Regions from separate parts of the Homo sapiens genome. Here regions 2 and 3 are each linked to region 1. Evidence: chromatin contacts called from ENCODE Hi-C or POLR2A ChIA-PET data. All regions are on one chromosome and are shown on one strand. Each heading gives the region's core, a stretch centred on a gene start or an enhancer-like site at or near the end of the contact. The rest is flanking DNA. Distances are from core to core; before and after follow the strand shown. Region 1 has its middle 68 kb from the start of CDC123. Region 2 overlaps CAMK1D (calcium/calmodulin dependent protein kinase ID). Region 3 overlaps CAMK1D (calcium/calmodulin dependent protein kinase ID).

What was found. A loop is a pair of places that touch in the nucleus more often than their neighbours do. ChIA-PET counts read pairs that join two places held with the same protein, here RNA polymerase II (POLR2A). Pooled maps may share reads with other maps.
Region 2: a map with no recorded cell type shows a loop between it and region 1 (6-fold over the local background). The contact joins two enhancer-like sites. A Hi-C loop is called at or near these places in 1 of 37 single-sample maps with no recorded cell type and 2 of 50 pooled maps. POLR2A ChIA-PET finds 5 or more read pairs at or near these places in 2 of 52 experiments (HEK293T and activated T-cell).
Region 3: a map with no recorded cell type shows a loop between it and region 1 (5-fold over the local background). The contact joins two enhancer-like sites. A Hi-C loop is called at or near these places in 2 of 168 maps with a recorded cell type or tissue (GM11168 and GM13977), 4 of 37 single-sample maps with no recorded cell type and 8 of 50 pooled maps. POLR2A ChIA-PET finds 5 or more read pairs at or near these places in 2 of 52 experiments (OCI-LY7 and activated B cell).

The regions. Positions count from the first base shown.
Region 1 is chr10:12,262,934-12,266,359 of GRCh38, reverse strand. No RefSeq gene overlaps it. Among named protein-coding and RNA genes, the nearest start is that of CDC123, 68 kb to the right of the region's middle. RefSeq lists enhancers at 1,671-1,770, 1,645-2,183 and silencers at 1,991-2,050, 2,621-2,670. Within about 2 kb of position 1,784, at least 24 of the 41 ENCODE cell types and tissues checked have a DNase peak (open chromatin) inside an H3K27ac peak, as active enhancers do.
Region 2 is chr10:12,740,152-12,743,577 of GRCh38, reverse strand. The region is part of intron 3 of CAMK1D (calcium/calmodulin dependent protein kinase ID); the gene reads right to left. Among named protein-coding and RNA genes, the nearest start is that of MIR548Q, 17 kb to the right of the region's middle. RefSeq lists enhancers at 2,669-3,168, 3,169-3,426. Within about 2 kb of position 1,622, at least 8 of the 41 ENCODE cell types and tissues checked have a DNase peak (open chromatin) inside an H3K27ac peak, as active enhancers do.
Region 3 is chr10:12,633,604-12,637,029 of GRCh38, reverse strand. All of the region lies in intron 2 of CAMK1D (calcium/calmodulin dependent protein kinase ID), which reads right to left. Among named protein-coding and RNA genes, the nearest start is that of MIR4481, 18 kb to the left of the region's middle. Within about 2 kb of position 1,714, at least 2 of the 41 ENCODE cell types and tissues checked have a DNase peak (open chromatin) inside an H3K27ac peak, as active enhancers do.

The DNA.
Region 1 (3,426 bases), core at 535-3,034:
ATCACAAGGTCAGGAGAGCGAGACCACCCTGGCCAACATGGTGAAACGCTGTCTCTACTAAAAATACAAAAATTAGCTAGGTGTGGTGGTGTGTGCCTGTAATTCCAGCTCTTTGGGAGGCTGAGGCAGGAGAATCGCTTGAACTAGGGAGTCGGAGCTTGCAGTGAGCCGAGATCGCACCACTGCACTCCAGCCTGGCGACAGAACGAGACTCTGTCTCAAAAAAAAAAAAAAAAAAAAAAAAAAAAAGCCTCTGGGCCCACCTCTTCTCTTCAGGGCTCCTACAGATAACACATTGGTCCTGGCCACTAAAATGTCCCAATGCCAGCTGAGAGAGGAAGATAAGAACTGGCAGGCCCCCCTTTCCTCTGGAAGTTGTGTCATATTCTGTGAACTTGGCCTCAAGAGGGAGATAAGAACTGGGTAAGGCTCACTTCCCCACGGAGATGGTTTCATGCCCAGTAGACACTTGCCCCGAGTCCGGAGAAGCAGTAGGTGCTTTGCAAATATTTACCTAGCTACATGGCAACCGGGCAGTGCTGTCAGAGTTCTGTGTCATTTCTGGGCCACACGCCCCACACCCCATTCTCTCCTCTTGCATTACAAAGGCTACGTCCCTTCCCACAGCTACCTTTCCACAAGTGTTCAAAACCACGTGAAGGTCAGACTCCTTTGATTTCTAAATCATGCCCTTAGCCAAGATTGAACTTCCAATAGAGAAAATTTTAGGTTTGCTTTCATGTGTGAGGTGAAATGACTGTCCCTTTGTCAGAGGCGTTTGAACCAGAGCAACTCCATCTTAAACAGGAGCTGGGTAAAATAAGGCTGAGACCTACTGGGCTGCATTCCCAGATGGTTAAGGCATTCTAAGTCACAGGATAAGATAGGAGATCCGCACAAAACACAGGTCATAAAGACCTTGCTGATAAAACAGGTTGCAGTAAAACAGTGGCCAAAACCAACATGGCGAGGACAGTGTCCTCTGGTGGTCCTCACTGCTACACTCCCACCAGCGCTATGACAGTTTACAAATGCCAAGGCCACATCAGGAATTACCCTGTATGGTCTAAAAAGGGGAGGCATGAATAATCCACCGCTTGTTTAGCGTATCATCCAGAAATAACCATAAAAATGGACAACCAGCAGCCCCCTGCGCTACTCTATCTATGGAGTAGCCATTCTTTTATTTCTCTACTTTCTTAATAAACTTCCTTTCACTTTACTCTATGGACTCGCCCTGAATTCCTTCTTGTGCGAGGGTCTCTTGGGGTCTAGATCGGGACCCCTTTCCGGTAACACCTTAGATTTAAGAGTTCAGGTTCATCCTTCCTTTGTCAGGAATAAGTATCATAAGCAACACAGCCTTTGCTTGTTGCTAGTTCTTTTTTTTTTTTTTTTTTTTTTTTTTTTTTTTTTTGAGATGGAGTCTCGCTCTGTCACCCATGCTGGAGTGTAGTGGTGTGATCTCGGCTCACTGCAACCTCCACCTCCCAGGCTCAAGCGATTCTCCTGCCTCAGCCTCCCCAGTAGCTGGGATTACAGGCGCGAGCCACCGCGCCCGGACACAGCCTCTGCTAGTTCTGCCACTGATCTTCCCACAGGTACATTAAGGAAACTCAGTGTTTGGCGCTTAAACAAATCAACAACAACAAAGCATGGTAGAGAGAAGGCCCAGAGCACCACCCTCCCACGCTGTCCCTCGGGAGCTGAGGGGAAAACACCCAATGCCTTCAGAGACCAGCTGCACTAAACCGCCTTCTCAGAATGAGGGAGGAGCTACTGGCTTGGGGATGTCTCCAGAGCACATTTCTAGAAACACTTGAGAATACGAGAGAAAGAGAATACGAGAGGAAGGCCTAGGTCACTGAAAGCACAGGGAGCAATTTAGGCTTTTGTCTCGGTGTAAATGACATCGTGAGCCGTGCCCCCGCCCCTGCTCGTGGCCTGAGGGCCTGGGGGAGGGCGGGCATCCACCTGGCACTGGCGGCCTCGGCCTTCACCGCCGCACGCGCGGCGCCATCTTGTGGCCCATCCCTTTCCCAGGCTGGAAGCAGCCACAGGCCGATTCTTCCAGCCTTACAAATTCTGTGAAGTACAGTATTTAGACTATTTTTGATTAGTTTAAGAAAACAGCATGGCCAGGCGCGGTGGCTCACGCCTGTAATCCCAGCACTTTGGGAGGCCGAGGCAGGTGGATCACCTGAGGTCAGGAGTTCGAGACCAGCCTGACCAATATGATGAAACCCCATCTCAACTAAAAATACAAAAATTAGCCAGGCGTGGTGGCACACGCCTGTAATCCCAGCTACTCGGGAGGCTAAGGCAGGAGAATCGCTTGAACCCGGGAGGTGGAGGTTGCAGTGAACTGAGATGGCACCACTGCACTCAGCCTGGGCAACAAGAGCGAAACTCTGTCTAAAAGAAAAAAAAGAAAACAGCATTATGCTCAACAAATTAACGCAGAAACGGAAAACCAAATACCGCATATTCTCACTTATTAAGTGGCAGCCAAACATAGGGTACACATGGGCGGAAGGAGGGGAACAAGACACTGGGGACTCCCAGAGGGGAGAGGGAGGGAGAGGGGAAGGCGTGAAAAACGACCTGTTGGTTACTGTGCTCACGACCTGGATGAGGGCTTCAGTCACACCCTAAACCTCAGCATCCCGCAATATACCCTTGTCACAAACCTGCACATGTACTTCCCAATCTAACATAAAGGTGAAATTTTAAAATCAAAAAAGAAAGACAGCTTCAGCTTCCACTTCTTAGTTGAAAAAGAGTCCATGACACATGTTCCATTGGATCTAACAGTTAATAAATATTCACTGCGACTTCCCCCACCCCAAAGTCAGCAATCATAAAATAGGAAGAAAATTTGAGGAAGGAGTTTGACAGTTCTGCAAAAATAAAAAATAAAAAGTTTTTTAAAATGAGAATTATGTACGGGCACAGTGGCTTATGCCTGTAACCCCAGCACTTTGGGAGGCCAAGATGGCTGATCACTTGAGGTCAGGAGTTGGAGACCAGCCTGGCCAATATGGTGAAACCCCATTTCTACTAAAAATACAAAAATTAGCCAGATGTCGTGGTGTACCTCTTTGGTCCCAGCTACTCAGGAGGCTAAGGCAGGAGAATTGCTTGAATTCAGTAAGTGGAGGTTGCAATGAGCCGAGATTGTGCCACTCCATTCTAGCCTGGGCGACAGAGCTAGACCCTGGCTCAAAAAACAAAAACAAAAATTATTTTTCTTTCTTTGAGAAAAAAAACCTTCATCTAGAGGTTCAAGCCATAAGACTATGTTGTACCAGCTCATGTCTGAATGGTTTAAAAGGGAAGAGAATTTTTCCAGACATAGTCATGGATAGGTTGGTTTCAGACAGACAACCTGAAATGAACCTGAGGTTTGGGTTTGTCTATTAACTG
Region 2 (3,426 bases), core at 373-2,872, 480 kb before region 1:
TATTAAAGTACTGTACTGAGTTGTACAACTTGAAAGGGTGAATTTTATGGTATGTGATTTATACCTATTTTTTAAGTGCATTCTTCCCTTTTTTTATAGACCCATTATTTCATCAACAGGAGCAGAAATGTGACAAATGAAGGCAAATTTTTATACGACCTTAGAAATAGCCTAGTTTTCCCTTGTCTTTCTTTTCCTTTTTCTTTTTTTCTTTTTTCTTTTTTTTTTTTTGAGACAGGGTCTTACCCTGTCACCCAGGCTGGAGGACGGTGGCACAATCTTGGCTCACTGCAACCTCTGCCTCCTGGGTTCAAGTGATTCTCCTGCCTCAGCCTCCCAAGTAGCTAAGATTACAGGTGCCTGCCACCATGCCCGGCTAATTTTTGTATTTTTAGTAGGGATGGGGTTTCATCATGTTGGCCAGCCAGGCTGGTCTCAAACTCCTGACCTCAAGCAATCTGCCTGCCTCGGCCTCGCAAAGTGCTGGGATTACAGGCGTGAGCCACGGCACCCAGCCTTGTCTTGGTTTCTTGTTCAATCTTCTTTGTCTTTACTCTTCCTCTTTTCTGGTGACATACCAAGATGACCTCTCATCAGAGCTATGCCTCCTTTCCCACACACCCTTCCTCTTTTAACACCTGCTGTCTTGCGCACATCCATATGTGTTTAAACAGTCCCCGTCTCTGACGCGGGCTCTCCTCTTGAAGAATAAACTGGAAGAACTCTAAAGCATGGAGCTCTTTGTCAGATGTGGTATTCTTAGACGACCTCGGGGAATAAACCACTTAACACAGGGAGCTGGAGTCATTCTCTTTGGAAACAGCTTTTAGTTAGTTACATCTCCCAAGATCTTCTATGATGTGATCTCAAATAACTGTTCAATGGCACCTCACTCGCTCATATTATTCCCAGCTAAAGAGCCCTTCAAGCTAAGAACTTCACTGAGCTGAAACCTCAGCTCACGTGATTTGCTTCAAAATCTACCAGACATAATTTTAAAAAGAGGGTGTGTGTGCCATTAGGGTGATGAAAACGTTCTGAAACTGGATTCAGGTGATGGTTGCACAACTCGGCCAATTTACTGAAAATCATTCAATTGTACATTCGAAATGAGTGAATTTTATGGTACATAAATTACGCTTCTGCTGTGCGTGGTGGCTCATGCCTGTAATCCCAGCACTTTGGGAGGCCAAGGCAGGCGGATTGCCTGAGCCCAGGAGTTGGAAACCAGCCTGGACAACACGGTGAGACCCCGTCTCTACTAAAAATTTAAAAGTTAGCTGGGCGTGGTGGCACATGCCTGTAGTCCCAGCTACTTGAGGGCTGAGGTGGAAGGATGGTTTGAGCCCAGGAGTTTGAGGCTGTGGTGAGCTATGATTGCACCACTGCACTCCAGCCTGGGCAACAGAGCGAGACCCTGTCTAAAAATATATATACACCTCAAAAACGTGTTAAAACACAAAAACAAAGGGAAGCAGTGGGCGTAGGCAGAGAGAGGGCAAGATGGGCCTTATGTGGACATTGTCCCTTCAGTGGAGGGGATGCTGCTGGGTGTGGCCTTGCTCTCCCCTTCAGGACACCCCAGATGCTGGCACTGTTGGCTGAGGCCAGCTCTTAGCTGAATCCCTCACCTTTAGCACATGAGAGCTAAAGATCCCTCTCTAGGAGCAGCTCACATCCAGACAATGAGAGGATGTAAATGTCCATCCTCCCTCCTTGTCCCAAAGCAGGAGAAATCCCTGCAGGGCCGTCTCAGTTCCAAAGTTCTGGGATGGCTGAGGCCTTGCTGAGCCTGCTCTGTGGCCCAATTCCCTTCCCTGGCCCTCTCCTGCTTCCCTCCCTTCCCGGCAGATGCGTATCCTGGGGACTCTCCGAAGAAAACCACCTGCTCCCAAACCTCTGCTTCAGAGGCTGTTTCCAGGGAAACCGACCTAAGACAAGAGGCTCCTGACATATTCTCTCTACATTTGTAAATGCTGAACATGTTTCATAAGAAATAAGAAAACCAAAAGGTTCCCTGAACAGAAGCACCACAAACTCTAGGGAAAACATATCTGATGTTTCACAGACTGTAGCCAATACAAAATTTGTTGTCCATGGAAACAGAGCAAGGCAAGCCAAGAGGGCGGCCCTCGCTGTCCCTGAATCTCAGGGTCAGGAGCCTGGTTCAGCGTGGTCAGTGCCTTTCTGGCTGTCCTGTAAGGACTGCGAGATGCATTTACCCATCTGTGCAGAGGGATTTGCTGAACTTAGGTCTAACCCGGCGGTTCGTAACTGTTACAAGAGCATGTGGTCTCTGCTAAGCATGAAGAAAGGAATATGGGAAAATCTGAGAGTACTCAGGCTCTCAGAGAGGTGATGAGAAGACAGGAAACTCTGTACCCCCGTTTGAATTTAGAATCCATGCGTTTCCTTCATTTAATACACTTGCACCCTCTGCTAGAAAGCCTGGAGGCAGGAGGATGATAAGATTTTGGTGATTAAATGATTTAAAGTCACAGATAGAGGAGAATTTGAGTGCATTCAACATTTTCAGTCTCTTCCATCAAAAGGATGATGTGGAAAATCCCCTTCCTTTAGGCAGTCCAGGAACCACCAATTATCTGAAATTGCCTTGCTTAAGGAAATTCCAAATCTCATTCAAAACTTCTGGCTAGCTCATGATTATTAACTCCCACTGGCACATGAGATGAATATTGGTGGTGCACTAAAAAGTCCTCAACCAAAGGGATGTGAGTGACCGCTTTTGTTATGCTAGGTTCAACTCAGTACCCAGTACTATGGAATGTGTTGTCCTATGCAAAAAAAACAAAAACAAAACAGAGATCTCTCCAAAAGAGGCACTGCCTCCCAAAATCTTGAACTGCCTCGGCTCAGCTATTTGTGTCTTGTTCAAACTCTCAGCTTCTCTAGCCTCATCAGTCCATCCTACCTGCCTTTCCAGCTCCATCTCCCAGTTTCTTTTCTTTTTTTTTCTTTTGAGATGGAGTCTCCCTCTGTTACCCAGGCTGGAGCGCAGTGGCATGATCTCAGTTCACTGTAATCTCCACCTCCCAGGTTCAAACAGTTCTCCTGTCTCAGCCTCCCGAGTAGCTGGGACTACAGGCACTTGCCACCACGTCTGGCTGATTTTTTATTTTTAGTAGAGATGAGGTTTCGCCATGTTGCCCAGGCTGGTCTCAAACTCCTGCCCTCAGGTGATTCGCCTGCCTCCACCTCCCAAAGTGCTGGGATTACAGGCGTGAGCCACTGTGCCTGGCCCATCTCCCGGTTTCTGATCTTGTCTCTCTCCCTTGATGTGGCACCTCCACGAAACAGTCATTTATTTACAAAACAAGCTCTGTGCATTTCCTTCATGGGGTGGCCTCTGGGTGCCTTTCCACGCAGCTACACCAGGGGTGTCAGGGAGGGCTGCATAAACGGAGA
Region 3 (3,426 bases), core at 465-2,964, 370 kb before region 1:
ACTGTACTCCAGCCTGGATGAGAGAGAGAGACTGTATCAAAAAAATAAAAATAAAAAGTATGGTCTTAATTCTGAGTTGCTTTTACAGATGCCTGTTCTTTTGGTGCTCGGTGGCTCCTCAGATTTCCTGAGCAAGAACACTGAAGTACACAGGAAGCATGTCCAATATTCAGAGAAAATGTGAACAGTATTCTGTTCTGTGCTGAAAACAGTTACTGACAGAAGGCAAGATGCCAGAATCAAAACTTCTAACTGAAAATCACTGTGGAACAACAGAAAAAGCCTCAGCTTTGGAGGAAGCTGGGTCCAAATGCCCATTCCGACATCTGCTGGCTGTATAACTTCAAACAAGTTATTCAACCCCTCTCAGTCTGTTTCCTCATTGGCGAAAACTGCATATAAGGCCAGGCACAGTGGCTCAGGCCTACAATCCCAGCACTTTGGGAGGCTGAGGTGGGAGAAACGCTTGATCCCAGGAGTTTGAGGCCAGCCTGGGCAACAGAGTGAGACTGCGTCACTACAAAAAATACAAAAAATAGCCTGGTGTGGTGGCACACACCTGTAGTCTCAGCTCCTCAGGAAGCTGAGGTGGGAGGATCGCTTGAGCCCCAGAGGTCAAGGCTGCGGTGAGCTATGATCGTGCCACCGCACTCTAGCCCAGGTGACAAAGCAAAATACCGTCTCAACAAAACAAAACAAAAACCACATATATAATATGCCCCTTAGAGGATTATGGTGAGAATTCAATCAGATTATGTGTAAAATACCTGGTATAGCACCTTAACTAAACCTGGTATATTGCCTTAACTAAAACATACCTGCTAGCAAGAGAAACTGGAAAACCTCCAAGGGTATTTTATAAGATGAAAAGAGCTCTGCAGACAGATGGTGGTAAGGATCATATAACAATGTGAAATGTACTTAATGCCACTGAACTGGATACTTAAAAATGCCTAAGATGGTAAATTGTATGTTATGTGTATTTTGCCACAATACAAAAGAAAAACTGCAAGGACTGTTTGGAAAGTGTTTAAAATGTCTAGATGAAGAAACCTCCACAGTAATCAAGAGGGAGATTTCTCCTACTTTAAATAGGATAGTTTTCTTGCAAGCCTAGTGAATTGTCTCTTATAACTGAAATATGCAATTTAAGTACTGAATTGTTACTAATAAAATGCTCAATGGAGTATCATTTAAATATAAAGTGAAACATCAGGTTTTATCAGGAATCACATTTTTTTTAGAAGGGAAGGAAGAAAAGAATTAATCATTATAAGATAAAAACCCCCTTTTCGCACTGCAGATCATTACTCCTAACCTCAACTTGGTTAACATTCAGAAATAAAATCCGTTTTGCCACATTAAAATCTGTAGGCCTCATTTTTAGCAAATACTGATATTTGCAAAGCCATGAACCGATAGATCTGAAAGGCAGAGGGCCTCTTCCCCCCCAGCAAGATGGCGTGGGTCCCTTCTCTCTTCTAAAGGAATCCTCACACCTCCACCCTCCCCCAGACCAGAGTTCTTTGAATCTAAGAGCTCCTGCACTGCGCCGTGGGCTTAGGGGGTACTCAACAAGCCATTGGTGAATGAACACAACTTTGTATCTAACCTATTCCCATCGGTGACATCTGAACAGTTTTGCACTGACTCACTGCTTCATTGACTACGTTTACTAAAACAAACAAGCAACTTAAAAGGGCAGTGACTTTCTCAAGAAAAGCGGATGGGAAGTCCCAGGAAATGACGATTCTCAGTGGTACCATCCAACACAACCGGATTCCGGGTCAGACCTGGGCAGCCACGGGGCAGGTATACCCAGGCTCTCACTATGCCACCCACAGGAAGGCCTCCCGAGCCCCCAAACTCTCCTCCTCCACCACACCCCACATCAACCTCTCTCATGTTCCCCACAGCTCCTATCAGCTTCCAAAATTATCTTGTTGATCATCCACTGTCCCTGCCCCTCCACTCTCCAACATACGCCCCATCAAAACAGAGACTTTGTCTGTCTGGGTCACGGCTGCATCCTCTCTTCCAGCACAGTATATGGCATCTGCCAAATGAAGGAATGAGTGAGCAACTAAACAAAGAATGGAACAAAACCAAGCCTCATCTGCTTGTGCTGCCACCCAAGTCCCACTGAACATGGGCAGAATCCCGGCCACCATCATGACCTCAAAATGCCAGACTCATTCAAGGTGAGACCTCCCCTTGGAGAACCCCGAGATGTTGCCTCCCAGCGGCAGAGAGAAGCGAAAGCTGATGGGCCGGCAGGAAGAAAAGCTGCACCGGACTCTAGCTACAAGGTTGTGAAACACCAGCATGACGAGAAAGTCAAGACTCGTAGTGACACTCAGCCCGGGAGTGGAAGGTCAGCCAGGCGGCTCTGGGGGGCTGTCTGGAAGGAGCATCTCCTACATGGATGGCATCTGACAGCAGAAAATGGATGTGCAGCTCCAGCTGGAGAGGGAACAATAGTTCCTTAGTCCCCACACCACTAAGCCATGGGATGATTCCAGCCACCTCCCACCCCGCGCTCTGTCCCTGTTGAACTCCTGCTTACGGGACAATGGGTGGGACAACAGGATGATCACTTGGGGGCAGAGGCAGGAGGATGGCTTGAGCCCAGAGGTGTGGCTGAAAACAGCTGCTGTAGGAGGATGAGGGAGCATCTGTGTTTGGAGGTGTCTCCTGACAAAGCAGATGGGCTTTTTGGTTTTATTTTCTTCTCTCCCCAATGAATCACTGCACACTCCATACTGTGCAGCGTGAAACAGAATAAAGGCAGGTGAGAAAGGACGATGCTAGGACACAAGGACCTGCAAAGAAATTACTCAGCAACATGCAAAACAGCTGTTCTTACCCAGGATGGGACTGAAAGTCACTCTTCAAGAGACAGAAAAAACTCCTGTGAGCTGATGCCAGTGCACCCTGAATCTCACCAGCATGCCTCAGCCCCCCTCCCAATTCCCCAGGAGCCGCTGAGAGAGGACTGGAGCAGCTCAGGTGATCCCTCTGACTAAAGCCAGGTGGTGCCAGACTCGGGAAATATTCTTTCTGTGCAGGTTTCAAACTCCACGGACCACGGCCTCAAAGAGTCAAACCACTGCAAAAGGGTCAGGGCATCCCTCACAAAGGCCTGTGCCTACCTTTTAAAAAGAGTAACTCCTGGCTGGGAAAGTTGGCTGACGCTTGTAATCCCAGCACTTTGGGAGGCAGAGATAGGAGGATGACTTGAGCCCAGGAGTTCGAGACCAGCCTGGGCAACATAGAGAGACCCCATCTCCACCAAAAAGATAAAAATTAGCTGGGCATGATGGTGCGTGCCTGTGGTCCCAGCTACTGGGGAGGCAGAGGTGGGTGGATCGCTTGAGCCCAGGAGGTTGAGGCTGCCCTGAGCCATGATTGTGCTACTGCACTCCA